Regions from separate parts of the Homo sapiens genome. Here region 2 is linked to region 1. A link is an interaction called in ENCODE POLR2A ChIA-PET data of the cell type or tissue named here. Cell type or tissue: A673. All regions are shown on one strand.

What was found. Peaks named below come from ENCODE experiments on the same cell type or tissue, not always from the same donor. Only the 100,000 strongest peaks of a DNase experiment are listed, where the experiment ranks them.
Region 2: POLR2A ChIA-PET joins it to region 1 with 16 read pairs; 5 of 35 experiments call an interaction of 5 or more read pairs at or near these places.

Annotation. Positions count from the first base shown.
Region 1 is chr17:82,618,593-82,626,592 of GRCh38, forward strand. It overlaps WDR45B (WD repeat domain 45B), which reads right to left. Exons shown (of 10, transcript NM_019613.4): 5 at 6,797-6,891; 6 at 3,017-3,207; 7 at 451-536. Among named protein-coding and RNA genes, the nearest start is that of WDR45B, 26 kb to the right of the region's middle. In A673, no CTCF peak of the experiment used is centred here; no DNase peak of the experiment used is centred here.
Region 2 is chr17:82,531,936-82,539,935 of GRCh38, forward strand. The region is part of intron 1 of FOXK2 (forkhead box K2); the gene reads left to right. Among named protein-coding and RNA genes, the nearest start is that of FOXK2, 16 kb to the left of the region's middle. RefSeq lists a silencer at 2,458-2,752 and an enhancer at 3,448-4,033. In A673, no CTCF peak of the experiment used is centred here; a DNase peak (open chromatin) is centred at 4,406; H3K4me3 peaks cover 423 bases; H3K27ac peaks cover 3,310 bases.

The sequences.
Region 1 (8,000 bases):
CGGGCGTGGTGGTGCACAACTGTGGTCCCAGCTGCTCAGGAGGCTGAGGCAGGAGAATCGCTTGGGCCCAGGTCGAGGCTGTAGTGAGCTGTGATAGCGTCACTGCACTCCAGCCTGGGCGACAGAGCAAGACCTTCCCTCAAAATAAAAACCCCAAAAAAACAACAAAAAAAACCCACCAACAACAAAAACCATCAAATACTAATAAATGCTGAAGCAGGGTTAATTATGACATTCTTTCTACTTCTGTGTAATTTCCCACGATAAAAACTTAAAGTTAATCACAATTTAAAAAGCTGAAACCCAACCCCCTAGCAGCCCAAGCTTCTCCCTCCTCTGGCCTTATTCGGGGGAGGGTGGCTGCTCCTACCCCCTCTCCCAAATCCCAAAGGCCCACTTCCGTGCTGTCAGCCCGAAGTTCTTCTCCGGTGAAGTTGGAGGTGCCCTTACCAGTAAATATTGGCTGCTTGAGATCCTCTTCGCAGTTCCTGGATTAAATGCCCTGATGAAGTATCAAATATTCTTATAAGCGTCCCCTTTGAAAAACAGTGAAGTGTTTCATTATCAAAGATTCAAAACTTTTTCGTTAGTTTTTGAAATGACTCACATTCACAAATCCATTAGTCCACACAAGCCTTTCTCAAACTCACCCACATCATCTACTACTTAACTTTCTCCTCCAACTGCCAGCACACAGTTGTGCCCCTGAGAACGAGTTGGTTGGTGGCTCCTGGTCCCACGGCACTGGGCACAAGTCAAGAGAGGCTTCCAGAGACAACCTCCTGACCGGGCAGGGTGGACTGACCCTGGATGCCCGCATCCCTGGCTGAGACCCAGGAGGAACACCCAGGCCCAGGCTCCCTGCTCCTGCTACACAGGGAGCTCATCTGAGAAGCACTGTCCGAATCCTAAGTCCCTCAGATAGCTAGGAAAAGCAGCACGGGAATCCGGCCATCAAAAAGGTGAGGCAAAAAAAAAAAAATAAAAGGACTTAAACCCATCCATGTCAGCTATGCTGGCTTTCCCAAGAAAGAGGTGCCCAAGACCTCAGGGAAGTTTTTAACATCTCCTCCAGAACGAGGAGGACTCTTCAGCTGATTCTGACAGCTGGGAAAACGAGAACTGCTGCATCTTTTGTCAAACACTCTGACAACATCCAACAAAAAATCTTTATATCCTTCAACCCAGCAGCCCCTACTCCTGGGGGTGCAGTAAGGAGCCAGCTTGTGGGGGACAAGGCAGGAGCAGCCTCACGGGGTGACTGCCGACAGCACGGGATGGGTCACAGATGTTGCAAGGCTCTGCGTAATCCCATCTACCTGGCTAACCCGGAGGGCACCGCTGCGGCTAAGAAAGCAGGAAGCAGAGAAGCATCCACATTTGTAACGGGGATTCTATCTAAAGAAGAAAAGTTGCAGGGAGTGGGGATGGAGAATCTAAAGATAAAAAGGGTAAGAAAAAATGTACCAAAAATACAGAGGAACCGCATTTCTAATTCATACAAAATTATATCTATTTTGTTGCTAATATGATACCATTCTAAAAAATACTACCTAAAGGGCTGGGTGCGGTGGCTCACGCCTGTAATCCCAGCACTTTGGGAGGCTGAGGCGGGTGGATCACCTGAGGTCGGGAGTTCCAAGCCAGCCTGACCAACATGGTGAAACCTCGTCTCTACTAAAAATACAAACATTAGCCAGGCATGGCGGTGGGTGCCTGTCACCCAGCTACTCGGGAGGTGGAGGCAGGAGAATCGCTGGCACCCAGGAGGCGGAGGTGGCAGTGAGCTGAGATCACGCCACTGCACTCCAGCCTGGGTGACAGAGCAAAACTCAATCTCAAAAAACAAAACAAAACAAAACAAAAACTACCTAGAAATAACTAAACCTGTTCTCAGCTGAGTCCCAGGAGTGAGCGGGACACGCCCCAAACCGCGTGTCCCCACGTGCTGAGGAGTGACCCTGGCACTGGCACCGCGTGAAAGGGTAGGAGCAGGGCCGCACTGAACCTCAGTGCACTGTGCCCACAAACGGATACCATCACCGGCTTGCGGTCTCACCTCCTTAACAATTTATAATTTCCTACAAAGTAACACCGGGTTTGCAGTCTTCAATGAAAACTATAGTACAAGATACCAATTTTCTTTGTAAAAATCTGAATTCAGGCAAAAAGAAGTATAAAGAACCCCAGATTTAAAATTATTTTAAAAAATTAACAGTTCTTCTGACCTCGCAAATCAAAGGACAATGTGTCCAATACGTCAATATTTTCAGTTACAATCTGGTGGTAATTCAATGAAGACACGTTACTAAGCAGGTAAAAAAGGGTTTTGAGCTGTGTGTTATCAGGCTGTGAAGACAGGAGCACAGAAGTTGAGTGGTTCTGCAAAATCTATGAGAATATGACAAAGCTGTCATATCTGATCACTGTAATCAACTTGGATGTGGACGTATTTTTGTTTCTTTTTTTTTTTTTTTTTGAGACGGAGTCTCACTCTGTCACCCGGGCTGCAGTGTAGTGGCATGATCTCAGCTCACTGCAATCTCCACCTCCTGGGTTCAAGTGATTCTCCTGCCTTAGCCTTCCGAGTAGCTGGGATTACAGGTACACACCACCATGCCTGGCTAATTTTTGTATTTTTAGTAGAGACGGGGTTTCACCATCTTGGCCAGGCTGGTTTCGAACATCTGACCTCAAGTGATCCGCCTGCCTTGGCCTCCCAAATTGCTGGGATTACAGGTTTAGCCACTGCCCCTGGCCCTGTTTCTTTGGCTTATCATATTTTACAAGACACTGCTTTGTAAATAATTAGAAATAAAACCAGTCCCTGGGCACAAGACGACCTGTGAAGACTTCAACCTGTCTGATGACATGACCAGCCAGGTCCACAGGCCCCTGAGGGGCTCCAGGTTGGGGCAGGCCCACTGCCTTTTGAGTCTTGATACAGGGAATGGCCATTTTGCTGAGCCTGCTGCTCCAGGAGGCACAACACCAACAAGGTGAGTGGCACACTTACTTTCTCGGATGCAGTTGCAATTCTTGTTCCCTGCAGGTTGAGTGCAATGCAGCTCAGGACACCCTCGTGTGCAGGAATGTCCACGGGTGGCTTCTCCGTGCTGGCCAGGTCCACAAGCTGCACATGGCCCGTGTGCGTGCCCGGAAAGGCCAGGAGGGAGTTGTTACTATTGGGACAAAGGACACAGAGGCCTGCGTGGAGACAGAGGACACCAATCAAGAACTGCCTTTGATTTCTCACAGCCAAAGTCCACTTTCTGCCCCCAAAGTTCTCCGAAAAAATAGATGTATATCATTTATAAATATCAGAACCACAAATTCAATTTAAAGATTTTTCATTGTAAATAAAGAGTATGAGAGGGCTAAGCAAAGCTACCTCGCATGAGACCTCCTCATAATCAAGACATCTGCTGAACAACTTTACCAACTGTCCATCCATCATGGTACGCGCTACCGAAAATGCAATGCAAAATTAACGACTTTACCAACTGTCCGTCCGTCAGGGTACACGCCACCGAAAATGCAATGCAAAATTATAAAATTTAAAAGCTGCTCCATCAGCAACAGCGTAAAAATATTAAAAAACGGAGGAATAAGTTAACAGATGTACAAGACCTATCCATGGACTGTAACATCTTGCAAAGGAAGACCACAGAAGATCTGAGAGAGAGCTGGTCTTGTGATCGTGGGCTGGAAGATTGGCTATTACTATCTAACTCATCTACAGTCAGTGTGATCACAGCTAACCTCTCAGAAAGGGTTCTTGAAGAAAGACAAGCTGATACTAAGAATTATAAGGAAAAATAAAGGCACTGGAACAGCCCAAATTTTTTATTTTTTTGAGACGGAGCCTGGCCCTGTCACCCAGGCTGGAGTGTACAGTGGCGTGATCTCGGCTCACTGCAAGCTCCGCCTCCCAGGTTCACGCCGTTCTCCTGCCTCAGCCTCCCGAGTAGCTGGGACTACAGCCACCTGCCACCATGTCCAGCTAATTTTTTGTATTTTTAGTAGAGATGGGATTTCACCATATTAGCCAGGATGGTCTCAATCTCCTGACCTTGTGATCCACCTGCCTTGGCCTCCCACAGTGCTGCGATTACAGGCATGACCAAAAATTTTTTTTTTTTTTGTAAAGTAAGAAGATTGCAAGACTTATATTACCTAATTTCAGATTTACTTTAAACCTCTTATCAAGGCAGGATGGTACTGGGATAAAGACAGAAACACAGATCAATGGAAGAGAACAAAAAGTCCAGAAAAAAAACCTTGTATTTATTTAATCAAAACAAAGGTACCAAGCTTAGATATCCACATAGAACAGAAAGGAACCCAGGCGTGTGCCTCACTCTGAATACAAAATGTACTTGAAATGGATCGAAGATTTAACTTTAGATGAAAAGCTACCAAATGTGTAGAAGAAAACATAAAAGAAATCTTTTAGCAATACTTGCAAAAGTGTGCCAGGGAAAAGGCTAAATCTACAACATATAAAGAATTCTTACGGCCGGGCACAGTGGCTCACGCCTGTAATCCCAGCACTTTGGGAGGCCAAGGAAGGCGGATCACCTGAGGTCAGGAGTTTGAGACCAGCCAACATAATGAAACCCCGTCTCTACTAAAAATACAGAAATTATCCAGGCGTGGTGGCGGGTGCCTGTAATCCCAGCTACTTGGGGGACTGAGGCAGGAGAATCGCTTGAACCCAGGAGGCGGAGGTTGCAGTAAGCTGAGATCGCACCACTGCACTCCAGCCTGGGCAACAGAGCGAGACTCTATCTCCAAAAAAAAAAAAAAAACAAACAAAAAAAATGGGGCTGGGCGCGGTGGCTCACGCCTGTAATCCCAGCACTTTGGGAGGCCGAGGCAGGTGGATCACGAGGTCAGGAGATCAAGACCAGCCTGGCCAACATGGTAAAACCCCGTCTCTACTAAAAATACAAAAATTAGCCAGGCATGGTGGTGTGCCTGTAGTCCCAGCTACTCAGGAGGCTGAGGTGGGAGAACTGCTTGAACCTGGGAGGCAGAGGCTGCAGTGAGCCGAGATCATGCCACTGCACTCCAGCTTGGGCAACAGAGGAAGACCCCATCTCATATTAAAAAAAAAAAAAAAAAATTCTTACATCTCATTATAAGATAAACAACCGGCTAAAAAATGGGCAAAACATCTGGGGCACTTCCCAAAAGATCTCGAAAGGGAAGAACCACAGGGAAAGATGTCGCCACCGCCAGTCCTCAGAGAAATGCAAACCAAAACCACAAGGAGATGCCGTTACCAGTGAGATATCATCACACACGCACGGAACGGCTACAGCTAGAAAGACCGACAATGCTGGAACACTCATAAATCATGGATGAGACGCAAGGGGACACAGCCACTCTGGAAAATAAACGGCCGCATTTTATAGTCAGACACAACCACAACATGGTTGTGACCGGGCAGTCGAACCCTCAGGATCGACCCAAGAGACATGAAACTACCCACACAAAGGCTGCTATGGGAACATGCACGACACTCCTCCTTCCTAATAGCCAAAACACGGCCGAAGGGACCAACAAAGTAACACACATACACACACACAGAGGACAAATACATGTAAAAAAACAAAACCTGAGGGTTGAGTGGGGAGGGGACTGTCCCAAGAAAGTTTTCCAGGAGAAGAGACTGTTCTTTTTTTCTTTAGTCTCACTCTGTCGCCCAGGCGGGAGTGCAGTGGCACAATCTCGGCTCACCGCAAGCTCCGCCTCCCGGGTTCAAGCAATTCTCCTGCCTCAGCCTCCCAAGTAGCTGGGACTATGGGCACCCGCCACCACATCCAGCTAAGTTTTGTATGTTTAGTAGAGATGAGGTTTCACCACGTTGACCAGGATGCTCTCTATCTCCTGACCTCGTGATCCGCCCGCCTTGGCCTCCTAAAGTGCTGGGATTACAGGCGTGAGCCACTGCGCCCGGCCGACTGTTCTGTCTTGACTGTGACGGTGGCTACACAACTGTTTACAATGACGGAAATTTATTGAAGTTTTTTTTTTTTGAGATAGAGTCTTGCTCTATCGCCCAGGCTGGAGTGCAATGGTGTGATCTCGGCTCACTGCGACCTCTACCTCCTGGGTTCAAGTGATTCTCCTGCCTCAGCCTCCCAAGTAGCTGGGACTACAGGTGCCCGCCACCACGCCCGGCTAATTTTTTGTATTTTTAGTAGAGACAGGGTTTCACCGTGTTAGCCAGGATGGTCTTAATCTCCTGACCTTGTGATCCGCCCGCCTCGGCCTCCCAAAGTGCTGGGATTACAGGAGTGAGCCACCGCGCCCGGCCACAAATGGTATTCTTAAAACGAGTCAGTTTTTTGTAAATTTTACCCTAACAAAGCCAGAGGCAAAACCCCCAATATAAAAAGATATGAAGATGGTACAATAAATGACAAAGTCAAACACAATCAATCCTCCAATTCAGAAGACAAGGGAAGGAAAGGCTTGAGTCCAGAACTCAGTGGCTCCCGAAGTGGTGAAAACATAGGTTCCTGGTTCACTGTGGAGGTTCTGAGAGCCCATAGTCACTGGGTGGGAGGGGACAGGGGCCCCCACTCTGTGACTCTGGTCAGAAGGTAGTTTGGGGATGCTGAGCTGTGGGTCCTGGAAGGTCCATCTCCTCTGGAGGCCCCTCTGTGCTCAGGATTGCTCTCGCCAAGCACTTTGCTCAGAGACCTGCTTGGAGAAGGGAGTGCCCAGCACAGGCATCTCCATGTGGACCCATTTCCCATCGCCACCCGTCTGCTCAATCTCTCACCTTTGGGGTTATAGCAGGTTTCGAAGACGTGCAACTGATGGGGATTGTGTGTGAATGTGAACACCTTAATCATGGAGTCCAAAACCACCACAATTCTGGAAAGAAAAACATGATCAGAGTTGCTTTCCTCAAGAGTCAAACCCAAACATTTTATGCTCCTGTTCTTATCATACTGAAACTGAGAAACACTGAAAATACCACACAGAAAAGGAGTGTTCCTGAAGAAAAAGCTCTGGAGGCAGGTAGCCAGCGCCAGGCCTGGAGCTCGGCGAGTGCACGTGGGCTGGCTCTGCTGAGGGAGTGCTTCTCGCCTGGGTGAAGGTCAGCCTAAGAGACGTCTCTGAGGTTCAGAGAGACATCATCAAACACTCCATCTAGGTTCAGAACCGAGCAAAACAGACAGAAGTGATATTTTTATGCTACTGTGTCTGGAAAAAATAAGAAAAGTCTGAAAGTAGAATATCCTCGATCTGGCTCAAGCGTTTGCATTATTATTATTATTACTTTTTTTTTATAGATGGAGTCTCACTCTGTCGCTCAGGCTGGAGTGCAGTGGCACAACCTCAGCTCACTGCAACCTCCACCTCCAGTTCAAGCGATTCTCCTGCCTCAGCCTCCTGAGTAGGTGGGATTACAGGCGTGCACCACCATGCCCAGCTAATTTTTGTATTTTTAGTAGAGATGGGGTTTCACTAGGTTGGCCAGGCTGGTCTCTAACTCCTGACCTTGTGATCCGCCTGCCTCAGCCTCCCAAAGTGCTGGGATTACAGGCATGAGCCACGGTGCCCGGCCACATTTGCATTACTAAGGGCCTTTAAATATTGACGTTATTAAAATGACAAACCCACACAAAAATGCAGGAAAGTTGGCCGGGCGCAGTGGCTCACACCTGTAATCCCAGCACTTTGGGAGGCTGAGGCGGGTGGATCATGAGGTCAAGGGATCAAGACCATCCTGGCCAACATGGTGAAACCCTGTCTCTACTAAAGATACAAAATCAGCCAGGCTTGGTGGTGTGCGCCTGTAGTCCCAGCTACTCCGGAGGCTGAGGCAGGAATTGCTTGAACCCGGGAGGCAGAGGTTACAGTGAACTGAGATTGTGCCACTGCACTCCAGTCTGGCAACAGAGCAAGACTCTATCTCCCAAAAAAAAAAAAAAAAAAAAAAAAAGGGCAGGGAGGTGAAATGACCTCTGTTTACATCC
Region 2 (8,000 bases), 87 kb before region 1:
GTTCAAGCAGTTCTCCTGCCTCAGCTTCCCGAGTAGCTGGGATTACAGGCTCACGCCGCCACGCCCGGCTAATTATTTTATTTTATTTTATTTTAGTAGAGATGGGGTTTCACCATGTTGTCCAGGCTGGTCTTGAACTCCTGAGCTCAGGTAAACACCTACCTTGGCCTCCCTAAGTGCTAGGATTATAGGCGTGAGCCACTGTGCCCATCTTATTTATTTTTTTGAGATGGAGTTTCGCTCTTGTTGCCTAGGCTGCAGTGCAATGGCGCGTTCTCGGCTCACTGCAGCCTCCGCCTCCTTGGTTCAAGCAATTCTCCTGCCTCAGCTTTCCGAGTAGCTGGGATTACCAGCACCCGAGACCAGCCCAGCTAGTTTTTGCATTTTTAGTGGAGACGGGGTTTCACCATGTTGGCCAGGCTGGTCTTGAACTCCTGACCTCAGGTGATCCACCCACCTCGGCCTCCCAAAGTGCTGGGATTACAGGCGTGAGCCACTGCGCCTGGCCTAAATGTATTTAAAAAGAGTTTTCTTGTCAGGTAAAAGAAAAAAATTGTAAATAATTTATTAGTCTTAACATACTATAATTTTTTTTTACTTTATAAACTAATACTTAGTTTAAAACACACATTGTGCAGACATAAAAAAATATTTTTGTTGTTTTTTTCTGAGACTACGTCTCACTGTGTGGCCCAAGCTGGAGTGCAATGGTGTGATTGTGGCTCACTGCAACCTCTGCCTCCCGGGTTCGAGTGATTCTCCTGCTTCAGCCTCCCGAGTAGCCACCTCACCTGGCTAATTTTTGTATTTTTAGTAGAGATGGGGTTTTGCCGTGTTGACCAGGCTGGTCTCGAACTCCTGACCTGAGGTGATCTGCCTGCTTTGGCCTCCCAAAGTGCTGGGATTACAGGTGTGAGCCACCGCGCCTGACCACAAAAATATTTTTGTATTCTTATTTGATAAGCTTTTTTCTGTTTGTAAAATTATTATTTTTTTCTTTTTAAACTTTTTTTGTTTAAAAACTAAGACTGAAACACACACTAGCCTAGCCCTACATAGGGTCAGGACCAGCAGTATCACTGTCTTCTACCTCCACATCTTGTTCCACTCCAAAGTTCTTAGGGGAAGTAACGTGCATGGAGCTGTCACCTCCGGTGATAACGGCTTCTTCTGGATACTTCCTGAAGGACCTACCTGGGGCTGTTGTATAGTTAACTTTTTAAAAATAAGTAGAAGCAGTATACTCTAAATTAACGATAAAATGTATAGTGCTGCCGGGCGTGGTGGCTCACGCCTGTAATCCCAGCACTTTGGGAGGCCAGGCGGGTGGATCACCTGAGGTCAGGAGTTTGAGACCAGCCTGGCCAACATGGTGAAACCCTGTCTCTACTAAAAATGCAAAAAATTAGCCAGGCATGGTAGCACACGCCTGTAATCCCAGCTACTCGGGAGGCTGAGGCAGGAGAATTGCTTGAACCCAGGAGGCAGAGGTTGTAGTGAGCCGAGACCGTGCCACTGCACTCCAGCCTGGGTGATGGAGTGAGACTTTGTCTCAAAAAAAAAAAGTATAGTGCAGTGAATACATAACCAGTAACTGTCATTTATTATTATTAAGTATTACATATTGTACGCGATCGTATGTGCTGTACTTTCATACGGCTGTTCGCGTAGTAGGTTCGTTGACACCAGCATCACCCCAGACTCATGAGTAATTCATTGCACTATGACATCACAATGGCTAGGAATAGGAATTTTTCAGCTCCATCATAATCTTAACGGGACCCTCATATATGCGGCCCATCATTGACTTGAAACGACGTGAATTTTGTTAGCCGGGCATGGTGGTGCCCAGCTGTAGGTTAGCCGGGCGTGGTGACGCACAGCTGTAGGTTAGCTGGGCCTGGCACAGCTAGGTTAGCTGGGTGTGGTGGTGCGCAGCTGTAATCCCAGCTACTCGTGAGACTGAGGTTGGAGGATCACTTGGGCCCAAGAGGTGGAGGCTATAGGGAGCCGAGATCACACCGGTGCACTCCAGCCCAGGCAACAGAAGGGGAGACCCTGTCTCAGGTCGATAGGTAGATAAGATAGCCGGGCATGGTGGCACACACTTGTAGTCCCAACTGAGTAAGACACTGTCTCAAAAAAAAAAAAAAAGAGAAAAATAGCCAGATGTTGTGGCAAGGGCCTCTAGTCCTAGCTACTTGGGAGGCCGAGGTGGGAGGATCACTTGACCCTCGGAGGTTGAGGCTGCTGTGGACTGTGATTGCACTATTGCACTCAAGTCTGGGCAGCAGAGCAAAACCTCGACTCGAAAAAAAAAGAAAAGATGGCTGATATGTAGAGGGGTAACCTGTGGAAGCCTGGCTGCACATGGACAAAATTTCTTGTGATTGAATAAAAATGTTCTAATAATGTGTGTCAGGGCACATGACTTGTCGTACTGCTTGATAGTTGTTGCGGCTCTAATATAGGAACAAGTCAGACCATGAAGTTGGTGGCTTGTTGTTCCCGAGTCTTTGCACCGGGTGCTGCTCTTCTGCTTCTCCTGCAGAGCATGTGCACAGACCTGGCTCTAGGTCGTCATGCCTCAGGCTAGAGGAGGGGCCAGGCTCCTTCTTGCTGAGAACTTTAGCAGAGCTCTGGAGGAGACCCTCCTGGGACTGCGCTACTGGAGCACATCCTTATCGCACATGAGATGGTCTCTAGCTCTGATCCTTCTCACCACACACTTCAGCCCATCCAGGTTTGACTTTAGTGACTGGGTGCCTCAGCACTCACTCCTGTTCCTGTCTCCTCTTACAGATGGTAACGAACTCGTTGAAACATGTCCCCAGAAGTAATATTTATTTTCCATGGATCTTTTATCTTGTTCTCTCTTAAAAGTTGTTTTTCAGGCTATGCCTTTTCTTGTTGACACAAATCTACCTGTTAATTATTGAGTGCTGAAAAACACACATTTTTTGGGGGCAGGTTCTTGCTCTGTCGCCCAGCTGGAGTGCAGTGGCACCATCTTGGCTCACTGCAACCTCCACCTCCCAGGTTTAAGCGATTCTCCTGCCTCAGCCTTAGGAGTAGCTGGGATTACAGATGCCTGCCACCACACCTGGCTGATTTTTGTATTTTTTGTACAGATGGGGTTTCCACATGTTGGTTAGGCTGGTCTCGAACTCCTGACCTCAGCTTATCCACCTGCCTCAGCCTCCTAAAGTGCTGGGATTACAGGTGTAAGCCACCGTGCCCGGCCTTGGCCTTCGTGATTTCTGATGAGAAGTCAGCTGTTAACAGTTATCCAGTCGCTTATCTCTTGCTGCTGTCAAGATTCTCTCTTTTTTTGTCTTTTGGCTTTCAACACTGATTAAAATGTGTTTCATTTTGGGTCCTGTGAGTTTATCCTACTTGGAGTTTGTTGAGCTTCTTGGATTTGTAAAATTTTTGTCTTTCATTAAACTCGAAAAGGTTTTGGCCATTATTTTTTCAGACATTCTTTCTGCCCATTTCAAACTTCCATGGTTGGTTGGTGAGCTGACATCTCACAGGTCCTTTAGGCTCTGCTCGTCTTCTTTGTTCTTTCTCCTTTCTGAGGAGACTTGCGGGAGCAGAATCTCAGTCTTCCCATCTTCAAGTTTCCTGATTCTTCTTGTGCCTGCTCAGATGTGCTATTGAACTGCTAGCATGAGCTTTTCATGTTTGTCATTGTACCTTTTAAAAGCTCCAGGATTTCTGTTTTGTTCCTTTTTATGCTGTCTCTGTCGATAGTCCTGTTTGGTTCACACACACGTTGTTTTCCTTATCTCTTTTAGTTGTGTGTTTTTGTTTTTGTTTTTTTTTTGAGATGGAGTTTCACTTTTGTTGCCCAGGCTGGAGTGCAGTGGCGCGATCTGGGCTCACTGAAACCTCTTCTGGTTCAAGCGATTCTCCCGCCTCAGCCTCCCGAGTAGCTGGGATTACAGGCATGCGCCACCATGCCCAGGTAATTTTGTATATTTAGTGGAGATGGGGTTTCTCCATGTTGGTCAGGCGGGTCTGGAACTCCTAACCTCAGGTGATCCGCCTGTCTCAGCCTCCCGAAGTGCTGGGATTATAGGTGTGAACCACCGTGCCTGGCATTTTTTTTGTATTTTTAGTAGAGATGGGGTTTCACCGTGTTGGCCAGGCTGGTCTCAAACTCCTCACCTCAGGTGATCTGCCCATCTCGGCCTCCCCAAGTGCTGGGATTACAGGTGTGAGCTACGGTGCCCGGCCTGTGTTTTTATTTAAGTTTTTGAGCATATTTAAGGCAGTTGTTTCAAAGTCTTTGTCTAGCAAATCCAGCATCTGGCCTTCCCCAGAATAGTTTCTGTCAGTTTTTATTTCTTTGACTGAGTCATACTTTCCTGTTTCTTTGTGTGCCTTGTGATTTTTGTTGTTGTTGCAAACTGGACCTGTGATGATGAGAACGCAGTAGCTCTGGAAATCAGATTCTTCTCCTTTCCTTGGGTTTGGTGGGGTTTTTTGCTTGCCAAAGGATATAGGGGCCCTTTTATTTAACGACTTTTCCAAGCTATTGTTATTGCAGACTATCTTCCTTCGTTATGTAGTCACTGAAGTCCTTGTTCCTCAGCTTGTGTTTAGTTGGTGTTTTGACAAAGATTTCCTTGAATGCCAGGAACTCTTACAGTCTTTACGAACTGGCTCTGTGCCTGAGCCCTCCTTGAACTCTTGATGGGCTTGCCCTTGGCCTAGGGATCAGCCCAGAGTGAAAGCAAGCTCGAGGCCGAGGAGGTCTTCGCAGAGGGGGCCTTTTGCCCTGGGCATGTGTGTAGCTTTCTGAATTTTCCAGCACACACTGAGGCCTCTGAATGTCCTGATTTCCCAGAAACACACCCAGGTTTTCGCCTTAGGCAGTCTGTTGTATGTTGGGACTGTAATCTTCTGCCCCAGGCATCTGAGAGTTAAATGGGTTTGAAATGTTTTTAAGCTTTTTTTGGCCTTGGATCTGACTTAGGCAAAACAGAAGAGGAGTGCCTTGTGTCAGTCAGACTCCAGACACATTAGAACAGACACACACAATACATTTTGAATGAGGTCTCCAGCAGCTTCTGGTAGGCACTTAAGGTTAGAAAACATTGTTTAGGAAAAGAATAGAATATAAAGCTTAGCGGTTGGTTGTAGAAGGTTCTTGCTGCTGGATCCACTCAGCTCCTGGGCAGTTGGTGGGGGCCAGCCTCCAGCTGACCAGTGAGTGGGATGCTGGGCTGGAGCTGCTGGTATTATGTTAGGAAGGTTATTCCTGAGAAATTCAGATACTTGTTGACTGAATTGGTATGATGCTTATAGTCTTTCTTAAATGATTAAAGTTTAACATATTATTAAATTTAAAAATATTGTGAAATAATACTTCTTGTAGAACATTTAGACCGTAAAAGTGGATGTGAAAAATTATCCATTGCCGGGCGGGCACGGTGGCTCACGCCTGAAATCCCAGCACTTTGGGAGGCTGAGGTGGGCGGATCATGAGGTCAGGAGTTTGAGACCAGCCTGGCCAGCATACAAAAAATTAACCGGGCATGGTGGTGTGTGCCTGTAATCAGCTATTCAGGAGGCTAAGGCAGGAGAATTGCCTGAACCTGGGAAGTGGAAGTTGCAGTGAGCTGAGATCATGCCACTGCACTCCGGCCTGGGCGACAAGAGTGAGACTCCATCTCAAAAAAAAAAAAAAAAAAAAAAAGGCCAGGCACACGGTGGCTTATGCCTGTTTGCCAACACTTTTGGAGGCCGAGGCGGGCAGGTCACGAGGTCAAGAGATTGAGACCATCCTGGCCAACATGGAAACCCCATCTCTACTGAAAATAAAAAAATTAGCCGGGCGTGGTGGTACACGCCTGTAATCCCAGCTACTCTGGAAGCTGAGGCAGGAGAACCCCTTGAACCTGGGAGGTGGAGGTTATAGTGAGCTGAGATTGCACCACTGCACTCCAGCCTGGCAATGGAGACTCTGTCTCCAAAAAAAAAAAAAAAAAAATCCGTGGCCAGGCACAGTGGCTCTCACCTGTAATCCCAGCACTTCTGGAGGCTGAGGCAGGTGGATTGCTTGAGGTCAGGAGTTCGAGACTAGCTTGGCCAACATGGTGAAACCCTGTCTCTACAAAAATACAAAAATTAGCTGGGCATGATGGTCGGTGCCTGTAATCCCAGCTACTTGGGAGGCTGAGACAGGAGAATCGTTTGAACCCAAGAGGCAGAGGTTGCAGTGAGCCGAGATCGTGCCATTGCACTCCAGCCTGGGCGACTGAGCAAGACTCCGTCTGAAAAAAGAAAAAAAAGATATAGGCCGGGTGGGAGGTGGGAGGATTGCTGGAGGCCAGGAGTTCGAGACCAGCCTGGCCAACATAGTGAGACTTCTTTCTCTACAAAAAATTTAAAAATTAGGTGTGGTCGTGCATTCCTCCAGTCCTGGACACTTGGGAGGCTAAGATGGGAAGATCACTTGAGCCCGGGAAGTTGAGGCTGTAGTGAGCCATGCTCGTGCCGCTGCGCTCCAACCTGGGTGACAGACCAAGATCCTGTCTCCAATTAAAACAACATTAAGCTCATTTTGTCAAAGGAAAAATTACCGTCCTCGCATTTGCCTTCGTTGTTGCAGACAGAAGAATGCCCTTGTCCTCTGCTGGTGGACACAGTCCCCACAGGAGCCGCATGGGGTTTTTCTGTGTATCATGTATGGTGTAGAAGAGCAAAATGCTCTGCACCGTGTTTTATAGGGAATGAAAAAGAACCCCACCAAACTTAGGATGCATCTTTCCAGCCGGGCCCTTCCTCAAGCCCCTCACTGTCACCTCTGGCCCCAGGGCAGGCCTGGGGCTCACCCCTTGGACAACACTGAGGCCCAGCCCAGAGAAGGGACTTGTACCCTACGCCATACCCACAGCTCACAGCCACTCAGCCCAGCATGGGTTGCCCCAGCCAGATCTCCTTCCAAAACAGTTAGAAGAGTATTGATGAAGAGTCCTTCAGAATTTTGATTCTTCTTCCTCTCCTGGTTTATCTTCTGGTGGAAAGAAAAACACGTTTGGAATGTTTAAGACTGAGAGGTGATGGGATTTCTTTTTGAGGTAGAAAATGTGGTATGAGAATGGGAGGGAGAAATAGAAAAGTATTGAAGCTTTTAAAACTGTAAGGTGGCCGGGCGTGGTGGCTCAGGCCTGTCATCTCAGCACTGTAAGGTGGCCGGGCGTGGTGGCTCAGACCCGTAATCTCAGCACTGTAAGGTGGCCGGGCGTGGTGGCTCAGGCCCGTAATCTCAGCACTGTAAGGTGGCCGGGCGTGGTGGCTCAGACCCCTAATCTCAGCACTGTAAGGTGGCCGGGCGTGGTGGCTCAGGCCCGTAATCTCAGCACTGTAAGGTGGCCGGGCGTGGTGGCTCAGACCTGTAATCTCAGCACTGTAAGGTGGCTGGGCGTGGTGGCTCAGGCCTGTAGTCTCAACACTTTGGGAAGCTGATGCGGGAGGATCAGTTGAGGACAGGAGTTCGAGACCAGCCTGGACAACATAGATGGACCCTGTCTCTACAAAAAAAATGAAACAATTAGCTCTGTATGGTGGCACATGCCTGTGATTCCAGCTACTTTGGAGGCTGAGGTGGGAGGATTGCTTGAACCCAGGAAGTCAAGGCTGTAGTGAGCCATGATCATACCACTGCACTCCAGTCTGGGTAACACTCGAGACCTTGTTTTAAAAAAAAAAATTAATTAAAAAATATATGTAAATGGGCCGGGCATGGTGGCTCACGCCTGTAATCTCAACACTTTGGGAGGCTGAGGTGACTGGATCACCTGAGGTCAGGAGTTCGAGACCAGGCTGGCCAACATGGTGAAACCCTGTCTCCGTTAAAAATACAAAAAATTAGCTGGGCATGGTGGCAGGCACCTGTAATCCCAGCTACTCAAGAGGCAGAGGCAGGAGAATCTCTTAAACCTGGGAGGTGGAGGTTGCAGTGAGCTGGGATCATGCCACTGCACTCC